2 separate regions of the Homo sapiens genome follow, and region 2 is linked to region 1. Evidence: chromatin loops called from intact Hi-C (ENCODE). Cell type or tissue: PC-3. All regions are shown on one strand. Each heading gives the region's core, and the rest is flanking DNA. Links, peaks and the distances in the headings are about the cores only.

Region 1 (2,928 bases), core at 164-2,663:
CTCTCTTCCTTTTTCCCCACTTGTCATGGAGCCATATTGCACCTAACTTCTAGCTCACAACTCCCTCTTTCATTTATAGGGTTCTTGCATGCTTTACATTTTAAGAGAATAAAAGGGTAATTTTGGAGACTGCTCAAACTATTATGTCAAACATTTTCTTCTAAATTTTTATTCTAAGTGATTTGTTTTCTAAGTTCTGGAAACCAAGACTTAAAATACATGTAGAAATTAAAGCTGAATTGAAAATTAAAGATATCACATGGGCCTTGCAACTCAGAGAATAAACTTAACTCAGTGTTAAACACGTGCTCCCACAGCCCTAGATAGGACTACCTGGAAGCCTTTCTTCTCTAGGAGCCTAACACCTCATCTTTGTGGGGCTCCTTCCAACTGAGATTTGCTTTTCTTCTTCAATGCTTATTTTTATCCTGTTCCAGAAGATCTAAAGTCTCACCCTCCAGCCTACTAGCAAAAACATAAAGTCTCTTAAAAGAATACATATAACACTGTATTATAAAATATTACATAATATAATTTGTATTAGTCTGTCCTGCCACTACTATAAAGAAATGCCTGAGACTGGGTAATTTATAAGAAAAGAGATTTAACTGGCACAATGTTCCACAGGTTGTACAGGAAGCACGGCCGCATCTGCTTCTGGGGAGGCCTCAGGGAGCTTTTACTCATGGTGGAGCAGGTGTCTTACACGGCAGGAAAAGGACCCAGAGAGAGAGAGAGGTGATACACACTTTGAAACAACCAGATCTCGCGAGGACTCACTCACTCTACAGTACCAAGAGAGGATGGTGCTAAATCATTCATGAGAACTCCGCCCTCAGGATCCAGTCACCTCCCACCAGGCCCCGCCTCCAACAGTGGGGATTATGATTTGACCTGAGATTTTGTGGGGACACAGATCCAAACCGTACCAACATTATATATATTTCTCTGAAAGAACCCATTCTCCCTCAATTAAAAAAGCTTTGTGTATTATTAAACATACATTTAACATTCCACGGTTTCTTCACCAATGTCTGGTCAGTGTGTAGGTTCTTGAGTTTTGACTGAAAGGATTCACCAGGGAGAGTTGCCAGAACACAGAAAACTCTGCCCCAGAGCCTCATCCATGCTTCTATGTACAGCTCAACAAAACACATTTTTTAAAAGCATTTTGTCCTTTTTACATTACTTTTAGCTATTTTAAACATATAGGTATAGTCTCAGAGCTTCCAGTCAAATATGGATCGTCAAGCGGAAGCGGAGGACAGCCTTCCCTTAGAGAGCGATTTTCATCTGTGCTCCATCCCCATCGTGGTTTTATCTGTGTGGAAATGCGCTTCTTTGAAGTGCCGTTAACTAAGCGGGGATGGAGGAATTGGCTAGGAGCCAGGTTATAACCTTCTTACTTGGAATATTCGTCTATATCCTACGTAATGAAGTGCATTAACGTTTATACATTTTATTGCAGTTATTTAGTCAATTTTTTTATTGTAAACCAACATGGATGCTTTGTCTCAGGCATATTCTAATTAGATTATTTTAAATAAAATTATAAAGACGGCAGGATTCAGAAACGAAGTATTTATAATAAATTTGTTATTGCCAATACTAAATATTTTCTCATTTGTAGTTCCCCAGTCTGTCAGCAGGTTGCAGCAGAGGGCTGGCTTTAGTTTTAAATTAGCATGTTAAAGAGCATTAAAATATTTCTCCCTCCCTCCCTCCCCTTCCTTCCTCCTTTCCTCCTTTCCTCCCTCCCTCCCTCCCTCCCTCCCTCCCTCCCTCCCTCCCTCCCTCCCTTCCTTCCTTCCTTCCTTCCTTCCTTCCTCTCTCCCTCCCTCCCTCCTGCCCTCCCTCGCTTCTTTCCTTCTTTTTCCTCCCCTTCCATCCTTCTTCTTTCCTTCCTTCTGTCCTTTGTATCTTCCTTCTTTCTTCCTCCTTCTCTTCCTTGTTTCCTTTATTCCTTTATTCTTTCTCTCTCTTTTCTCATCCCTCCCTTCCTCCCATCTTTCCTCCTTTCTCTTTCTTCATTTCCTCCCGTCCTCCCTTTCTTTTCCTTCTTTCTTTTCCTCAGTTTTTTTCCTCTCTCTCTTTCTTGCCTCTATCCTTTCCTTCCTCCCTTCCTTCCTTCCTTCTATTTTCCTTCCTTTCTCGTTACTTTTTCTTACAATATGAACATGATACTCAATTACATTCTGTAAATGGAGGAGCTGACTCAATAGTAAAGTGTTTATGTATGTGTATATTTAAAATGATGTCTACCTTTTAGGATTTTTTTAAAATAGTACTGTAGTTAAAGATGGAGACCTTATATAGAAGAATAGAGTATCAATAACAATAAGAGTAGATAAACTTATAATTTGACTAACAAAGATAACAATAGCAAAGCCCAGATTTGGTGTGATGTATACAAACTCTTAGGATCACACTCCACTCATATAGCATATGCAAATGGCCTTGTTTTTGCAACTGCATTTGGAAATGTGGAAGAGGGAAAAAGGCATTTCAATCATAGCTCTCATTAGTTATTCACTGTATCCAGGCCGCTCAATTGTGCTTCTGTCTTTAATGTAATAGTAAGCAATAATCTCACAGCTGTGCTTTGTAGAGTGAACTATATAAGCATCTATATTGAGATTTCATACACACATAACATAAAAGCAAGAGAAAAGCATCAAGAATACCGCTTGGCCCATTGCAAAACCATACAAAAGAAATAATAACTCTCCCTCAGAACGGTTTTGTAGAGTGACCAGCTGTAAGATAGACTTGTATTCTATAATGAAATCACCATTCAAAAAGTGATTACTTCAAGGTATGACACTACTTTCCCTTTGAAACATTGATATCTTTAATTATACAACATCAGTATCAGCCACTGGGATGAGATAAAACAGATTCCTAAGCCAAAATTTGTCTCCCTTTCAA
Region 2 (2,928 bases), core at 177-2,676, 100 kb after region 1:
CATCTTAGATCAATGAATGAGTGTCTGAAATTGAATAAAACCATAAGTAGTAATTTTGTGAAAAATTTAAAACAACTAAAATACCATAATAACACTGCAGTTTCCTGAAGATTTATAGAAATGGAGAAACCAATATGAAATATACCTCTAAAATATTTGACTGCATTTGAATAGCAGGCAATATTCATACTGATGTAAATCACCTCAAACCACCAAGCAATATCAATAAACACACAGGTGTTTTCTAAACAGGATAATTTGGTTTCTCTGTATAAATCTTCTTTATAATTTTAAACCTAGTGATCCAAATAGATCTATAAAGTATGTAGATTAATTTGATCATGGAATGGCAGAGAATGAATCAGATCAATTTCAGACACTATCACAGGCAAATATGAGGGAGTAAGACCCAACGTCACCCAAAGGCCAGAATGAGTCTCGTTACTGTGAATAAGAAGACATTTTCTTGTTGTTATAATATTTATTACATTTCTCTTTAGGAGATTGATGAAATTTACTCTTATTGTGAGAGTGTGATTAGCCTAAATGAAGAGATCATCACATAAGAAAGTTGATATAATAATATCAAAGTCTTGATAAAAATAGCCTATTTAAACCATCTTTGAGATGGAAATATTAAATCCCTTCATCTTTTATAATTGTTCATTTTAAGATGACATTTCTTATAAGACAAAGTTATTTGGACATTTATAATGAAAATATGCCAGAGATATATCTTACCTTTCTGAATAATTTAAAACAAAAAGATAAGCTATTTCAAAGCAAATGTAATGTTTCATTTGGTGAAGCAAGAATAATTAAATTCATTTTATAGTCAAAACACTTTAAAAAATGTTAGTGTACTGTGTACAGATTTTAGTGTAATTGACAATTTCACCTTTTTAATTATAGTGTTAATCATTATTTGCAAAATGTGCTTTTAATCTTTTTCTGAGTTTTGATTAGGCTTTGAAAGTCTTTGCTTAGACTATAGCTTTGAAGTTTTACCTATATTCATCTAATTGAGTCAATGTTTTATGAAATATAAGGAATCCAGAAATGAATCATTTTATCTTGATATTTCATTATACATCTTAGAAAATGGGACACAAGGCAGTTAAGTGGTAAGATTTTCACACAGGAATAATTTTGTTTGTCTTTCTATTAAACATTATTTGTCATTCTTACTTAAGCTTTTATTTGTTCACTCAGTAAATACCTATAAACTATTTTTAGCATAGCAATGTGATAAAGATCACTGAAGGAACACTAAAAAATGAGAAAAGGTGCTTTATGAGAAGGATCTTTGCCTCCTACAAGCAAGGAAAGGAAAATCAGATGTACTGAATACCCACTATATTATAGCTATAATGCCCAGCATCTTACATAGACTATCAATTCTTAGCCCTTATTTCTGTAGAAGAGATCTAAATGGGGATGGAGCTGAGACTCAGATAGATCTAGTTTGTGGAGACACTTACTAAACTCCTGCTTGTGTCTGTTAATTTACATGGATGGATGCGAGACTGAAGGTAAAACAATACAAAATAAAAACTAAAAAACTATGTCCTTAATCTGAGTTGAGGCACCCCAGCTACGTCTGAAAAAGCTTTGTGGTTGTAGTGGTAGATGTGGGAGAGCACACATAGAATCCTGCCATTTTCTGGCTTGAGGCCTTGCTTTAAATTAATAAGGAATTGTTTCATGGCAAGTAGCTTCAGCAATAAGTTCTCATGGCTGTAAGGAATTAGTGGTTGTGGTCATAGGGAAGCCAGTGATATCTCAATTCATCTCATCACCCTATTCATGATGACATGAATATATGTAGGGAAAACCCAGTGGCTCAGCATTGAGACCCTCACAGATCAATGTTCATATAGGGTCAGACATATTCAACTTATTACTTGAATGGCTTAGTCAGAAAACAGCCAAGCTATGACAGCACCATTAGAATCCATTAGAATTAATGTCAAACTCTGGAGTAGCAGAGAACCATGGCAATGGAGAAACACAGAGCTGAAGGGTCTAAATGAACTGTATGGCAGATCTTGGAATCGCAGAGGCCACATTGATCCATGAGTGCAGGTAAGACTGTCTTGAAGAATTCATGGAGCTGTTGGAGACAGCCATGAAATCCTGAGAAATGGAGAATGAGGAGGTGTAAATAGGCCTACACTTCAAGAAATTTGCTTTTAACTCTTCATATTAAATGTTATACCCAGAAGCTTGTGAGGTAGAGGAAAATTCAGGCTACATATGTATGCATGTAGATGTATATTTTAAAATTCTCTATTTTGTTTCAAAATGGTGGAACATTTTGTATCTTTGAAATTACCAATGACAGAGTTGATTATTACCAATGATAGAGTTACAATGATAAATTACCAGTGATAGTTTATTAATATTTTAAGTAATAAAGATAAGGAAAGAGAAAATAAGTTTAGGCAGAAAATAAGATTCAAAAAGATAAAGAACATGACTAAAAAACAAAAGCACAAAATAAAGGCAGAGCTGGGATTTAAATTCATACCTCCCAAAGTCAATGCTATAATATCAATGGAGACTACAGACATAATTTGTTTAAAGTTACTTCTGTATGAGAGATTATGAGGTGGGGTGGAAAAAATGAAGGAGCTTCCGTGTGAATTGCTAAGGTGCACTGATGTAAAAGTGCAAAGGTTTTCTCCCTTTTTTTTCTGAATTTAAAATAATTTTTCCTGAATTTTTGTTCTTTACAAAAATCATGTTCAATTTTATGATTCAATGTTAATTTTATACAAACTGTCTATAAAACAACTTCTGGATTTCATAAGTATCTATGAGTTTTCTTTATGTGATTTAAACATAGTACTTCACAATCGAAATCAACATATTATGTTATTGAAATGCTGGAACATTAGACCATTTTGGTATATGCATCCAATATCC

Evidence for each region. Hi-C counts contacts between places; a loop is a spot of excess contacts. Peaks named below come from ENCODE experiments on the same cell type or tissue, not always from the same donor. Only the 100,000 strongest peaks of a DNase experiment are listed, where the experiment ranks them.
Region 2: it touches region 1 in a loop (10-fold over the local background); 1 of 110 quality-filtered maps calls a loop at or near these places.

What each region holds. Positions count from the first base shown.
Region 1 is chr2:225,121,413-225,124,340 of GRCh38, forward strand. No RefSeq gene overlaps it. Among named protein-coding and RNA genes, the nearest start is that of DOCK10, 80 kb to the left of the region's middle. In PC-3, for the core only: a CTCF peak has its summit at 1,608; no DNase peak of the experiment used is centred there; H3K27ac peaks cover 240 bases.
Region 2 is chr2:225,222,262-225,225,189 of GRCh38, forward strand. No RefSeq gene overlaps it. Among named protein-coding and RNA genes, the nearest start is that of NYAP2, 180 kb to the right of the region's middle. In PC-3, for the core only: no CTCF peak of the experiment used is centred there; no DNase peak of the experiment used is centred there; H3K27ac peaks cover 1,856 bases.